Regions from separate parts of the Mus musculus genome. Here region 1 is linked to region 2. The links are chromatin loops, found by intact Hi-C in ENCODE. Cell type or tissue: heart. All regions are shown on one strand.

The links. Hi-C counts contacts between places; a loop is a spot of excess contacts. Peaks named below come from ENCODE experiments on the same cell type or tissue, not always from the same donor. Only the 100,000 strongest peaks of a DNase experiment are listed, where the experiment ranks them.
Region 1: it touches region 2 in a loop (4-fold over the local background); 15 of 42 quality-filtered maps call a loop at or near these places.

What each region holds. Positions count from the first base shown.
Region 1 is chr14:25,373,489-25,381,488 of GRCm38, reverse strand. The region is part of intron 1 of Zmiz1os1 (a long non-coding RNA gene); the gene reads left to right. Gm41113 (a long non-coding RNA gene) reads right to left here and starts at 2,212. Exons shown (of 2, transcript XR_874439.2): 1 at 2,019-2,212. In heart, a CTCF peak has its summit at 3,444; DNase peaks (open chromatin) are centred at 2,378, 2,948, 3,458 and 4,198; H3K4me3 peaks cover 2,238 bases; H3K27ac peaks cover 4,710 bases.
Region 2 is chr14:25,561,581-25,569,580 of GRCm38, reverse strand. All of the region lies in intron 3 of Zmiz1 (zinc finger, MIZ-type containing 1), which reads right to left. Among named protein-coding and RNA genes, the nearest start is that of 4931406H21Rik, 21 kb to the left of the region's middle. In heart, CTCF peaks have their summits at 2,137 (motif pointing right), 3,392 and 3,644 (motif pointing right); DNase peaks (open chromatin) are centred at 2,130 and 3,670; H3K27ac peaks cover 3,373 bases.

The DNA of each region.
Region 1 (8,000 bases), 190 kb after region 2:
GAGTCCAGGCCAGTTTCTCCTGGCTGAGCCCAGCAGGAGATATGGGAGGAGGTTGGAGCAAGCTTCAGATCATGGCTGATCTCATCTGTGCTAAGTCACGGGTTGTGTACCAGGAAGAATACCAGGAGAAAGTAGCAGTGCCAGCACGTGGAAGTCAGAAGGTATGATCCAGCTGAGCTCAGCGTCTAACAGAGGTGTGGGACAAGACAGGGGTGGATACCATAACCCCTGAAGGAGACAAAATGGTCTTGCAGAGGAAGATCAGCCTTCTGTAACCTTCACCTTTGGAGGAGAGAAGAGGAAAGCTCTACAAGAGATTAGGGATGACTGGGGAGGCAGGGGTAGGGGCCCAGGCACAAAGAATAATGCATCCATCCTGGCAGCCCCAGAAGGACAGAGAATAAGAAAAAGTAACTGCATGCCCGCATAGATACATGGTAGATAGAGCCATGGAGGGCATTGGGTGGGAAAGCTCAGTGGTTAAGCGTGGGGAGAGAGGGAAGACGCTCTGTGATTCAGGATGAGACAGATGTCAGGATGGCTGTGGTCAAAGGGGTTTCCTTTAGCCAGTATTTCTGAAGAACAACAGTGTGTGTCGAGAGGCAATAGGGCACAGAAGAAGGACTTCACGATTTTGATGGAGTTGAGTGTCTCCAGGATGGACAGTCCCGAGGTAATAGGAGGCAGAGAACTCATAGGGAGATAGGAAAGAGGCAGTCATTGGACACTGTGCCAGCCTGCAGCCCCCATGTTGACACAGCCCTGAATCACTGTTCAGGCTAGTCTGGGCCTATGGCTGGGAGGGATGTGGTTGTGTGGTTTGCAAAAATGAGTGATGAGTGAAGAGAAAATGGTGTAGTGAGGATTCTGGGGTGCAGGAGAGTGTTCCTCAGATAACCATACTACTGGGACAGTTGGAAGATGAGACCAAAGAGCAAATGGTTGAAGTTGAAATGGGAGACGCAGGTGTGAAGGGGTAGCCTGGTCCAAGGTGGGCCATAGACAAAAGGTGGACATTAGGGAAGAAAGTCTCTGGAGATGGGAGCTAATGGTCTAGAGACTCCATTTATCAGGTGGGCCATGTGGATGCTAAAACCCAGCAGGTGACATCAGGTTTTGAGCAAAGGACAGTGAGTTGGGGCTATGGTCAGGGAAAGGAGTGGTACTGGGAAAGTGGAGTGCCTTATAGAAATGTGACAGGTGACACTGGGCTTGAGGGGAACCCCCATCCTGTGGAACTAATAGTATCATGGTCCAGAAACCCATCCAGGATGTTAAAGAGGCATGGGATTAATTGGGAGGCCCACAGGACAGAGGGTGTGTCCTCAGAGGAAGCAGGGATCTAGAAGGGTCAGTGGGAGATAAGGAAGGGAGGATCGGTCAGGTCTAGAGGGACGAAGAACAATGAGGAGGTGACCAGAGGAAGGCACAGGAGTGGCAAGCGTGGCCAGGTCCCAGGAGCAGTTACCCACATGCACAAAGGTAGGAGGAATGGTCAACAGGGGAAACCTGCTCATTCATCCACCCATCCACCCATTCATCTATCCATCCCCCATCCATCCATCCATCCATCCATCCATCCATCCATCCATCCATCCATCCATCCTTCCGTCTGTCCATCCATCCACTCACCCACCCACCCACTCATCCATCCATCCATCCATCCATCTACCCACCCACCCACTCATCCATCCATCCACCCACCCACTCATCCACCTATCCATCCATCCATCCATCCATCCATCCATCCATCCATCCATCCACTCATCCACCCATCCATCCATCCATCCATCCATGGCTCAAGGAATCTCCATGCCACAAACGTGGTTTTTGTGTGTGTAGGATCCATTCGTTCATTCCTGAACGAATCAGCATCCTTCCCTCATGAAGCTTGCATTCTTGATGGCATGTAAGGGGTGGGGGGCAGGAAAACAAAATGCCAAGCATGATAAGAAGGGCACTCGATGGGTGATGAGGCTGGGGCAAAAATAAAAGGCAGAGGAGGTGAAAGATCTCACCTGGATGGAGCCCCTCAGGTAGTTGTCGCCGTCCTCATGTCCTGAGGTCTCAGTCTAGGGCTTAGAAGTGTTGGTGACCTGCTGGGCTGCCTCCCCGACCCCGTGGACTGTTTGACTCTAGGCCCAACTTCCTTATGTATATATGGGATATAAAAGAACCTGTCTTATAGAGGCTCAGCACCTAGCAGGCGCTGTGCTCTGCACCATCTTAGCATCATCTTTATCCAAGGACAATTAGGAAAGGGTCGGGAGAAGACCTTGGGACCAGTAGCCCCCACCTCTGTCTGCCCAAGCCTCTTCTCTGCTGACCCAGCTGTGGAGGAAGGAGCTAGGTCCCCCACGGTGCCGTGCAGGCCCATGCCTCTGCTGGAGGCATGTGACATATTGTGGCCTGATGTGGTCTGTTTTTCCCCTCCTGGTGCAAGACATGACTCAGAGGGCCGTGCTGGGGGAATGCTTCCTCTGGCATGCCCACCTCATCGCCCCTGCTTTCTTTTGAATCGTTGAATCAGACTTTATATCTGGCTCTGCCATTCACTGGCCTTATTTATGCAGAAAAAAAACGGCCCCACAGTTCCAACTTGCTCAACAGCCCGAAAGACTTAGCTTTGGCCCCGAGGAGGGAAGGAGGGTGGGTGGGTTCCCAAACGAGGGGAAAAAGAAAGAAAAAGAAAGAGCCATCAACAATCAAAACAATGTCCTCCGCCCTGTCTAATCTGGGTAGCTTTCAGGGTTGGGGTAACGCGTTTCCACAGTGGATCCCCCCCTTCACCCCCTCCCAGGCTGTTTTCACAGGAAGCGAATCCTGGGGCGTTTTCAACGTGCCCCTCCAGGCAGAACAATGAGGCCCTTGAAGCCTGGGATCCTCGCTTCCTCCTGTTATCCCGGAGCAGGCGAGGGAGTCTGCGCGCGGAGGGGACCCCGGGACCTACGCAGGGCCAGCGGTGGGGGAGGGCCTGGCCTGCAGGGTGTCGCCGAGCCGCCCCGGGGAAGCCCGGCAGCCAAATCACAGGTTGGGATCCGCCGGTGATGCCGAGGTACCCGGTCTTTAACCGGTTCCCCGATGATGGGCGGGAAGGGGAGGAGGAGACGAAGATCCAATTACGGCTGCTCCGGCCGGGTCGCCCGGAGGTGGCGGCGGGATAGGGGACAGAGAGCCTCGGGCAGGCGGGCCTGGGATGCCTGGGCCGCTGCTCCCGCCGGGCCTCAGCTGCCTCATTGTTTATTGTGGAGCCGGCCTCTCCCCTTCCCGTCCTCTCCCGCCCGCCCGCCCGCCAGCTCCTGTCCTCCCTCCTTCTAGAAGAAAGAAGAGCCAGTCTGTGGAGGCGAATGAGTCATGAATAAACAAACAGCGTAGGGGGGAGCTGTCACTCCGAACTGACTTCCTGGCTGCGCTAGGCTAGGCGACCTCCTGGTGGGGCCCAGAAGTCAGCCAGGCTGCGGCTGCGCAGAGCGCATCGCACAACCCGGATTTGTCTCCCTTCCACCCCAATCCCGGGTGGGGTGCCCAGGACCTTGATTCTCAGGCTTGTTCTTAGCCACAGTCATCACAAACATTTTTGCCTTAGTGTGAGTGGGACATGGTGTCCTTGTCTGGTGGAGAAAGCCAGGTTGTAAACGCTCTGCCCTGACATTTGACAAAAGCGGTGCAATCAGTCAACTCCGGGTTGGGTTTATGCTGCTAGTATAGTGTAGAACTCCTGCTCAGAGGGCGGGGCGGGGGGTGGGGGCGGGTGAGAGCGAGAGAGTGGGGGGAGGCATGGAGGGAGGGTTGGTTCATGCACACAGTGCAGAGGGATACAGGGATGTGTGTTACGAATACTGGAACATAAGGAAGTGCACATATGGAAACAGAAGTGCATTTGTGTGGGGGTCTGGTGTGTGTGTGTGTGTGTGTGTGTGTGTGTGTGTGTGTGTGTGTACTGGATGACCATTTCTTAACTCCGAATCCATTTGCTTATCATGTCTCTACTTTGTCTTTCCCCTTTTTCCTTATGTGTTCCTGTGGGTCATTTGGGGCTATCTCTCCCCATTTAGTGAGACCTCAGGGCCCCAGCAGACTGCTAGGACCTGGCTAGGCTGACTTCAGTGTCCAGCCAGTTGTGGTCCCATGCAGGCTGGTGGTGCTGATTGGTCCCTGAGGGCTCTGATAGGGCCTTGTGGGTCAGCCCCGCTGTGGCCTGTGGCTGTGAGAATGGAATCTCACTTTCTACCTGTGGGAGCCCTCCCCTCCCCCCATGACCCCGGGGAGGGCAGGACCTTGGCCAGTCCAGCTCTTCTGGGAGCTGTGACCACATGAGGTCACCAGCAGGAAGGGGCAGGACTAAGTCTTTTTCCCCCAAATCTCTGGCAACCACCCATGCTTACCTGGGTCATGGTACTATGGCTGGGCCCGGAGGAAGAAGGATGTGAACACTGAGACTGAGACAAGGAAAGAGGACTCAAGATTCTTGGCTGGGTCCAGAACCTTCAACCTTGGGCCCTGCTCTCTCTCTCTCCAGGGTGACCCCAGCTCCCAAAACTCCCTAGCTTGGGCTTAGAGCTTCCATGTAGAGAGAGACTCTAAAACTGAAGCCAAGTGTGGGCTAGCTTCCTTCTTCTGAGATCTCTACCTATCACAGAGTCATCACTAGTTCCTTCTTGCAGGGGTCAACACTCTGATATTGGTTGGTAGCCTTCACCGTGTCCTGGACAAAGAAGGTGGTGGCAGGGGAATCCAGGCCTTACCCCAGGGACTCTCCCATCCAGTAGTTGATAGACAATTTGGAAGACTAGGAGCTACACAGGTTGGGGTGCAGGTAGATTCACAGCCTGACTCTTTTATCTGCCAACTCTGTGACCTACAACAAATCATTTGACCTATCTGAATCTGCCTTTAAAATACACACGATTCTCTCCTCCATAGGTGGGCTGCAGGAGAGAGAGTGCCTGTAGCCAACAACCTAAGTTTGGCTCAGGGCGTGGTTTTACTCTCTACTCCCGTCTTGATCTGGGCTGTGATCATCAAGGGTCTAGAATTTTCCATCTTGTTTATCTTCTGGCCCAGAGAGAGGCCAGGACCTGTAGACTATCTCTGGTAATTGAGGATTCAGAAGCAGTCCACACTGTAGGTAGGGGCTTTGTGGGAACGTTGGCACTAAGGTAGCTATAATAGCCTGGGCTTAAAGCCTCTTAATAGAACATTCCTGTGGAGAGTTATCTCCACCTCCTCAAGTCGTTCCATGGCTGTTCTTGGGCTGGTTTCAACCTATAAGAAAAGTTTCTTTAGTCGTTATGGGATTAAAAACAAACTCAAAAATGCCGCCAATACTTAGGTGCAAAAATATCATATAGAGAGAGATGTGGTCTTTCCGTATTTAGATGCGCTGACTGATAGTCCCTTTCCTTCTCTGTCTTCCTGCTTCTTTGTGCCTCTCTCTTCCTTTTAGGAAGGATCTTGAGATGTAGCTAAGGCCAGCCTTGAACTCCAGATACTCCTACCTCAGTCCTCACAAGGCTGGGCTTACAGGCCGGCTAGTGGCTTACAGTGAATGTAGGTAGACTGGAGTTGAGCCACAGGGTCCCTTCGGGAAGATGCATGCTCTTCAGTTTGCCATAGTCTCTGCTCTTCTCTAAATTGATCAGGCAGGAGACTTGCCTGGAGCCCTGGAGGTGAAAGCGTCTTAAATCTCTCACTGCTGCACCCACCCGGAGCTTCAGTGAGAATTGCCTGAGGGGTTCTGGCAAGCTTTAGGTGGTGCTGTTGCCTCTGGAGGTTCAGGGACTCATGTGAAGAACCACTTGGCCATTTGAAGGTGCAGAGGGTTGGTCAGCATGCTTGGCCCATTGTGTTTATGTGGACTAGAGAAATAGTTCTTGGTGCCTATAACTCTAACAAAAGTAAACAAAGTAAAAAGGATAGAAAAGTGGGGCTATGACTGAATGGTAGAGCACCTGATTAGCATACACAAGGTTCAAACCTAGGCTTTATGACTGTGCACACACACACACACACACACACACACACACACACACACCACTAAATCAGTAAAAAATAAAAGTATCATTTACTCTAGAGAATGGAAAAGAGCATATTTCTTGGGAAATAGTTTTTCCCCCATGGTGTTTATAAATGCGTAATTTGCATATATGTCAAATAAACCCAGTCAAGATGCTGTAGTGCAGCCAGCCCGGGAACCCAGGGAGGAATGTGCCATGTGGTTGCTACTGCTCCGAGTTTAACAGGGCATGTCTCCCCTCATTTACTCTATCTGCATGAATTGTCAGGTATTTGAGGACCTGACCCCTGCCGGCTTGAGCCAATGCACTGCTTGGACAACAGTGATTTGAGTGAGGAGGTGAGCCCCCAGGGTGTGGAACAGATCTCATGGTCATCCCCTGAGGCTCACAGACCAGTGAGACAAGCAGACCACGGAAAGAACTGAAATGTAGCAGAAGGCACCAGAACTGCGGAAACACCGAGGGGCTGACAGGGAGACACAAAGGCAGCATAGGGACCTCCTTAAGTCTGTATGGCCGAGAAGGCTTCTCTGAGGTCCTCGTCCCATGTGCTGGGAAGCAAAGGGGATTCTGGGCCAACCTAGGTAGGTGACAAGTCAGAGGGCTTGGTCTCCGTTCTTGGTCCCATTGTTCCTTCCCTGGCTTTGCTACTGCTAGTCACAGTTCAAACCTTTCAGTACAAGCCCATCACATACCACACTTGGCAACCTTGGCCTGAGCCCCGCCATTCTCCTCTGGTCTCGCTTTCCCCTAGTCTCCATCTCAGGACCCTGAGATGGTATTTAGCTCTTCCTGCAATCCCATTATGTGCTCAGGGGTCATGGGCTGGAGAATTACTTTGTTTTTCTAGATCTCAGAGCCTCCAGGACCCTTTGGTCCTACTCATGTACAGACGAGGAAACTCAATCTAGTGCTTTCCGTGGCCCAAACTTCCCAGATAGTCTATCTACATTACAACAGGAGTCAAAAGGTAAGAATTTCACCCTTGTCACTGAGACCAACCATGGCAGAGCACAAAGTAGGGAAAGGGACAGGGACTTCTGTTGCATCTTCCCAGATGCCTGAAGGCATTTGCCTGGTTATGGTGAACCAGTGATGAAGGCTTCCAAGTTTCTGCCCACAGCAGACATTACTAATCAATCATGGGCTGGGGCTGTAGCTTAGTTATAGAATGGCTTGTCTATCATGCACAAGGAACTGCATTCCATCTATCTCAGAAGTGTACACACACACACACACACACACACACACACACACACACACACCATAATGGACAAAACCCACTACACAAACATGACATTTTCCCACAGAGCTTGCATGTAGCACCGGAAGCCTCTCAAACCAGTCCTTTAAGAGGGTGATGCTGCCGAGTCAGGGTTGGCTAATGGACTGGAAATGAGCTAGGGCTCATTGGAGATGTCAGTGTGTGGGATAGGGTCAAAACAAGCTGCCCAGCTAGATGGGCCTCACTTTCTTCTGCCTGACTCAGTCACTCAGGAGTCCCAGATTCCTCCATTGTAGAGTGGAGTGCTTGTCCCCATGTTCTATGGTTCTTGTGAAAGTTGTGGGTGCCTGCTTCCACCTGCCTAGATATCTCTAGTCCTTAACATTATTCACCTTCTCTTGGTCTGCATGGCTCCTGTTCACCCTTCAGGAGATCCTGCTCAGTGCTACCTCCTTCAGAAGTCTTCCCTTGTTAGCAAGGCCAGGCAAGTATCCCCACTGTGGGACCTTCCTCTTTTCCTGTAGCATATTCGTGTTCATCCCTCATTGGCGTGTGAGTTTCGTGAGCTCACGGGCCCTCTCTGCTTTTTTTCTCCTGGGCTCCTATGCTTAGTCCCGGGCCTGGTACTTCAAGGGCATTCAGTGAAGATTTGCTAAATAGGTGGTGAATTTGAACTGCCTCCTGTGCAGTGGTAACCCAGTACAATGCAGTCTTTCCTATGTGATGTGGCCCTTGGGTCCACTGATCTTCCTCCTTTA
Region 2 (8,000 bases):
AACAGTCTTTATGACACATTCTGAAATTCTTCTCCTTTGAAATCTCTTGGGCCAGGTCAACACAGTTCAAATTACTCCCAGCAACAAAGTCTTCCATATTCCTACTAGGATGACCCATTAAGCCCCATTTAAAGCATTCCACTGCTTTCCAAATCCCAAGTCCCCAAATCCACATTCTTTCAAATAAAAGCATGGTCAGGCCTATCACAGCAATACCCCAGTCCCTGGTACCAACTTCTGTCTTAGTTAGGGTTTTAGTGCTGTGAACAGACACCATGACCAAGGCAAGTCTTATAAAAAACAACATTTAATTGGGGCTGGCTTACAGGTTCAGAGGTTCAGTCCATTACCATCAAGGTGGGAGCATGGCAGCATCTAGGCAGGTATGGTGCAAGAGGAGCTGAGAGTTCCAAGTCTTCATCCAAAGGCTGCTAGTTGCAAGACTGACTTCCAGGCCACTAGGGTGAGGATCTTATGCCCACACCCACAGTGACACACCTACTCCAACCAGGTCACACCTATTCCAACAAGGCCATACCTCTAAATAGTGCCACTCCCTGGTCCAAGAATATACAAACCATCACAATTCCATAAGATCTGGCTGTAGGGGGCTGGAGAGATGGCTCATTAAAAGCACTGACTGCTCTTCCAGAGGACCCAGGTTCAATTTCCAGCACCCACACAGCAGCTCATAACTGTCTAACTTCAAGATCTGACACCCCCACACAGACATACACGGAGGCAAAACATCAATGCACACAGAAGAAAAATACATTGAAAAGAAAAAGATTGGATTATAGATAGAAGATCCTGTGGCTATTATTTTCTTAGTTGGTGATTGTGGGTAGTGTCACCCCTGGGCAGGTGGTCCTGGGTTCTATAAGAAAGCAAGTTGAGCAAGCCATAAGAGCAACCCAGTAAGTAAGCAGCCCCCTTCACTGTGTCTGTGTCAGCCCTCTCCCACCCCTGTTTGATTTTCTACCTTGGCTTCCCTCAATGGGCTGTGACTCAGTGTATGGAAGCTAAATAAACTCTTCCCTCCCCAAGTTGCTTTTGGTCATGATGTTTTATCACAGCAATAGTAACCTGACTAAGACCATTGGTCCAGCCATCCCCACATCCCTACACCCATCCCCACATTGTGTTTCCATCTGCTCCATCTTGTGCTTCTGCTTGCCCGGGAATCCCAAGATCCCCAGTGCTGGGGCCAGCAGTATGCTCGTGAACTGACTCTTGGCGTGTGTTCATAATCGCAGCATTTGGATGGTTGAAGCAGGACAATCAGAGTCTGACAGAGACTGCAATATTCCCACATTGTAGGTGAGGAAACTGTGACTCTGTTTACAGTTGATCCTGTAAGAGCCAGAGCAGAATCCTGGGTTCCCTGTTCCAACCTATGAGACAGGTTCTGGGGAGTGCCTAGGGGGTCCCTGCTGGAGGCTATGAGGGGTGCAGCACACCCTGGCACCTTCCGGGGTGCCTCATGCAGAGGCTGTCTCCTCCTCTCTGCATACTTGCAGAGAGCCTCAGCTAGCACTCCAGTGACACAGAGATAAACCACAGGGAAGGCAGAGATAAGGGGTAGAAGTGGACCCATGGAACACCATCGGACAGGTTATCTTGGTTCTTGGCCTGTGAATGATCATCTCACTCTAAACATGGGCAAATAATGGCAGCCAGGATTCCTGTAAAGTGTATGTTTTCTAGGGCTGGAGAAGTGGCTCAATGGTTAGGAACATTTGCTATTCTTGCAGAGGACCTGAGTTTGGTTCTTAGCAACATGTGATGGCTCACAACTATCTGTAACTCCAGTTTTATGAGATCTGACGCGCTTTTCTGGCTCCTCAGGTATCTGGTGTGCATGTGAGATATATATATATATATTCAGCCAAACACACATACATATACGGTGTGTGTGTGTGTGTGTGTGTGTGTGTGTGTGGCTGACTTCTAAAGCTGGCTAGGACAAGGGTAGTGAGCCAAAGAAGCCCAGAAAGTCAAATCCAGGTCATCCGAGTGACTGGCTGGGGACCCAGAAAGGAAGCACAAAGAAACCCCAGGCCTGAAATACCAGCACCCAGCTCAGAGCCTGTAACCAACCAGGAAAAGACCTCCATGGGCATACCAGCCAGCAGGGGGCACTCTAGACAAACCACAGCATCCTGAGGGCCAGATGCTGACTCCAGACTCTCAAGTCCTCTGAACACCTCTACCTTCTCCATCATTTTAAAAGCTCGAAGGTGTCCTGCACTCTAAAATACAGGAGGGCCTTGTGCAGTCGTCCCTGGCTTCAAAGCTTCAGTTTCTCCATGGATAGGAGACAAGAGTCACTGGTGGCTCCACCAAGTTCTGCCTCCAAGGAGGATCTTCCAGGAAGGCCATGCCATTTAGGACCAGGAACTCAGAGAGGTCTTGACACATGCTTGCACATATCGATATCTTCGGTAGCCTAAGGATGCTCTGCCCACCCACGGAAGCTTCTAGCAAGTATGAGGAGCTTGCACATCCCTGGTCAGCAACCTTTCAGCCCCAAGGCTGCTTTTCCCTTATGAACGCTGTCAAGACCCCAGGCCTCACTTCAGGAGGCAAATAGCAAAGAGACAGACAGTACCACTCTAGATCAGGCTAACCTCCACAGGGTCTCTGGATTCAAAGGTCTTCAGGATACCTGTGGGCAAAGTTGTTCCCAACTTGACAGTCCATTTGATTTTGTTTTGGGGAACCCAAAACCCATAATGATTTTGTCCTAGATGACATGGTCTATATCTGTCCAGGTCTGGGCTCCATCTTATGGAATCAAGGTGTGACCTGGCTGGGCTTCCAACACTTGTGAGACTCATAGGACATCAGAGAGGTAACTGTCAGGAGACATTACAGACAACAGGAACAACAGAGGGAGTCCCTGCCCTCCTCCCCAAATACAATCTCATTGTAGTTCAGACTGGTTTCAAATTCATGGGGAATCCTCCTGCCTCAGTGCTGGTATTACAGTTATCTAGCTATTATATATTTTCATTTATAAAATAAAAGCTGAAGAAAGAGGCCCACACAGCACACTCCTTTACATTTATTTTTTCCAGATGGGGTCTTTGTATGTAGCCCAGGCTGGCCTTGAATCCATGAAGCTCTTGTTTGAGCTTCTTGAAACATTATACTTAGTTGAGGTGTCACTTTGAAACTGCTTGTATCAATAGTAGAGAATGGGGGCCAATAACACAGGAATGAACAGAGATGGCAGGCCTGAATTCCACACTGCAAGGTGCAAGGACTTGAAAGCTAAGGGTCTAGGGCCTGAGGAGAGGTTAGCACCAGGCAGGAAAAGGGGGTGGGGCATGGAAGGGACAGCCTGGCTTCTGTACACACTGTTTTCACTGGCTGCCCAGTTCCGAGGCAAAGCCTTTGAGAGATGAAGTGCAAGGCTGCCAGCGGGGCTAAGCTAGAAACCTCTGCCTTTCTAGCCATTAGCATGCTGCTCTTTCCATGTCCCCCCAAGACCGGTGGCCACAGTCTCCTGCGTACTCCTATCTCAAGCCATGGCTGGGTCCCAAATGAAGCCCTTGTTCCATCCCATTGGTCCAAAGCCAGTGGTTTGCAAGGCCACCCAGAACCCCATCACAGCACCCTGTTGTCAGGAAGCGGCAAGCCGTTGGCGGCCAGCAGAGGTCGCCCCACTGCCACAGAAGCACCACTCAGCTGTGTTTGCCTCCAGGTGCCTTTAGACAAAACCATCAGTGGAAGCAGCTCTAGCACCCAGGCAGGACCTGGCTCTCTACCAACCAAGAACCTGGTACCAACCTGGTAGCCTTTTCCAGTCTGCTGCCCTCTGATTAAGTGTGGACTCAATCAGGAAACTTTTCTGTGGTCCTGCCATCCCTGTCCTTGTGTCTTTCTAGTTAGCCTGGGGGGGTCTACAGTGGGTGGGTACCTGCTCTGCTACCCTCCCACTGTGTGAACAGGGCAAGAAGCTGGGCCTCAGTTTGTATATCTGTAAAATGAAGGCCTGGGCTAGCCATCCTCTGGCAGCCTGCCAAACGCCAGAATCCAAGGGCTCCAGCTGCCTGGAAACTCCACCTCAGTAGGAGCAGCACATTCAACTTTAAAATCCAAAGGTTCTGCCCAAGCGGTGGAGCCCGTAGCCTGGAAAACTCCCGGAAAGCCTCTTCCACCACTCCACCAACCCCCTGCCAGATGGCCCAACGCCCCAGGCACTGCCTCTCTTGAAGCTATGCCTGACCAGAGACCATTACATGTATGGAAGTTTTTAGCTGGTGACATGGTAGTCAGGCTGAGTCTTCCCGATTTCCAGGGGTGGTCGTGCTGGGAGAAGTTTCTGTTGACAGTATCATCTCCTGGCAACGCTCAGGTCAAGCTGGCCCCGTGCACTTAAAGCCTCCTGGAGAATGAACTGCAGAGAGCTGAAGGGGGACTAAGAAGCCAACCTCTTCAGCTACACCAGTGGAAAACAGTGGACAGAAGCCTCAAACAGGCGAGAACTCATCTGGCTGTCTTACATATAGGGTCTTTCCCTGGACACAGGGGTAGAGAATTTTTACTGTACAGTGGGCACTCGGAGCACCCCAGTGTGGGAAGAGCACCTCACAACCATCTTACAAATACTGTGTTTTCTTTTCCCACTTCTCAGGCCTAGCGAGTAAACCCGAGCGTCTCCAGGTAAAGGTGTTTTCACACGGCACACACATCTACGTACCCCTCTGCACTCTCCATAGCTGGTATGTGCACACATGGGCTGTTGGCCCAGATGCACTGGAGCACACACATCTCCTGACAGCTTGCACAGGCAAGTAGCACATCTCTGGGGAGCTGTGTGAGCAACGGTGTGCAGAAATGATTCAATCACCATGCACATCTGCAGCGCGAGTTGGGGGAGGGGGGAGGGGGACTGGCAGCAGGGCTGGGAGACTCTGCCCATAGCTTGACTGGAGGCTGTGTTTTGAAACAGGACCAGGGGGACAACCTTGCTCTGGCAAGAAAGAAAAAAAACAAAGAAAGAAAGAAAGAAAGAAAGAAAGAAAGAAAGAAAGAGGAAAGGAAAGGAAAGGAAAGGAAAGGAAGAAAAAAGAAAGAGGGAGGGAGGAAGGGAAGGAAGAAGGGAGGGAATGAGGGGTGGGGAGGGGGAAGGAGGGAAAGAGAGAGAGGAAACATAGAAGCCAGACTTTAGGGTACCACCCCAATCTATTCCTCCAGCAGTGTGGTGGTTTGAATATGCTTGGCCCAGGGAGTGGCACTACTTGGAGGTGTGGACTTGTTGGAAGAAGTGAGTCATTGTGGGTATGGGCATTAAGGCCCTCATCCTAGCTGCCTGGAAGCCAGTCTTTTCCTAGTGGCCTTCAGATGAAGATGTAGAACTCTGAGCTCCTCCTGTACCATGCCTGCCTGGAGGCTTCCATGCTTCCATCTTGAAGATAATGGACTGACCCTCTGATCCTGATGCCAGGCCCAATTAAATGTTGTCATTTATAAGAGTTGACTTGGTCATGGTGCCTGTTCACAGCAGTAAAACCCTAAGACAAGCAGCTTTAGAATTTTAGGGGGACAGAGGTCATGGAGCTTGGTCCTCTCCTAGCCTGTCCCCCTCCTCCCACTGCTCTTAGCCCACATCCCAAGCCCCTCACTTGGGTGGCTCGCTGCCTCCTAGTCTGAGGTCTGAACATATTGCTACAGCTGTGACTTGGCCTGCCCTTGGGTCAGACTGCCTGCCCTTTCACCGCTAAAGGTCCAGCAAAGTGTAGTTGGCAAGTGACACTACTCACTCACTCTACTCCAGTCCCCTCAGTGTCACTGTCACACACCTGTCTCCCCTTCAGCCAGGATGGCTGACAGTTATGCATCTTGAAGCCCATACCCCAAATGTGCTCATGCAGTGGACCGACGAGGGTGAATGCTATGGCTAAGGTACTGAGACTGAAACCTTAGTTGTAACTGGGGGATCTTGGGCCTGGCTGGTACCGGCCACTTAGGACAGTGTCCTTAAGGAGTGATACGTGTCCCACGGGTGAAAAGAATGACTTCAGGTAGCCTCTGTGCAAACCTTTTCCATTTTCACAGTGAAGTCTTGGTCTAGGAAAATGACCAAGGGTGAGCTCACAGGTCTTATTTATGATGGAGTTAAACTACTTATCTAATGGCTGACCTAAGTGAGCTCAAAGGTCATTTTAAATGTAGTCTTAGTTGAGAGTTGGGTAGGATGTAGTGGTGGGGAATGAGGTAAGGGAAGCTCTGATGTCGACCTCCACCCTCCTCATCTTAAAGGAGAGGTCATGGAAGCTCAGAGAACCACCTGGGAAGCAAAGGCAGGCGAGGGAGGGGGCAACTGTTTCTTCGGTGGTCTACTCCAGGGGAGGCTGGAAGACAGGCAGACAGGAGCCAGAGAAGTGAGGAAGCTTCAGGCAGCTGCTGGGGACCAGCTGTCCTTCTCGAGAGCAAGCAGTGAGGACAGGCCCTGAGCAGGCAGGAGATCCGCATAGGGTCGGGTTCCAGTGGGTGGTGGGCTGGGAGCCAGGCCTTCCTGACTGTGGGCTTCGGGAAAGCTCTTTCACCTCCCGAGCCTGTGACTTTTTATGGGAGGACAAGAAATCTCCTCCCTTCCCTGCTGGGCTAAGGGACTGAGCAAGCAGAGATACTTAGGAGACAGGTTTCTGAAAGACCCACACCTGCTTCCTCTAGCGAAGCAGCGAGCACTCCATGACCAGGCTCCGTAAGGCCAGCGGTTCAAGGTGCTGTGGCTCCATTCTGGAGGTCTCTGGAAGGATGGGGCTTCTTTTCTCAGTGACCCAATCTCCCAAGCACCCACCCTGTCCACGGAAGCATCCACTGCTGATGTTGGTTAAAGAAAAATAAGTATAGCCTCCGCCTTTCAGGTTCCTGGAAGGCAGCCCCACTTGGCTGTGTCTGACATTCTGCCCCGGACTGAATGCTACTCTAGAGGAATGACACACACTGGCTCTGAGAAAGGTCACCACTGTCCCCACCCACACTAGGTTGAGGACTGCAGCTATATCTGGGTTCTTTGTCCTTTGGGCACAGGATGCCTTCAAAGCCATGCAGTGCCCTCAAGTCAAGCGCTCTGTCCCCTCTGGGCACATTCTAGGTTTTTGACTCTGCACACCCCATACCCCTACACACAATATGCAAAGAAAGGCTGGTCCAGCCTTAGACAAGGCACTTGGGGCTCTCCTTCTCTGACAGAACCAGTCCCCCCACTGAGCCTGCAGGGAGCAGACATTAAGTTCTCTGTGTCACCTCACTTGATGTCAGCTCTGTTATGACTTAAGTTTCAGTTATCACGGGCTGGCCACTGAGAGGAAACTGAGGCTCTGAGGGCCTCTCAAGACGCAGTGACCTGCTTAAGGCCCCAGTGCTGAGAAGTGGTGCCGGGATTCTGCCCCTGCTCTGACCACAAGGGCCTCTGCTGCACATTTCTTTCTGCACAGGAACATGGCAGATCTTCATCAGCTGGGCACCTCCTTCCCATCCCCACTGCCCAGAGCAAGAAAGTGACTATCACTGTTAACATGACTGACACTGTGCAGGCCACACACACACACACACACACACACACAGACACACACAGAGGCCCTGACCTGGCTTTGCCTCAGGCTCCTATGGCTATTCCCAAGTCTCAGATGCCAGGAAGTTGGGAGGGGTTAGGGAGGCCTGCAATCACTCAAGAGCTCTGGGGGACAGGGAAGCTGGAGTCTTCTAGAAAGCAGTGAACTGGAGCAGATGTTCCTACAGCTACAGCTCCGGGTACAGAGGTGTTTTGACTGTCTCCCACCTCTAGTTCCCCTCCACTTTCAGGTCTGTAAGAGGCCACCCAGTCCAGGGATGGCAGGGCTAAGAGAGCAAGACTCAGAGTAGAATCATCACTAATCCTGCAGCCTGGACAGACATGGCTAATCAATCACAGCACTCTTCTTGCTTAGTCTAGACATTGACAGATGATTGTCTACCGAACCATTGGCTCAACCCACTCTTTGCTA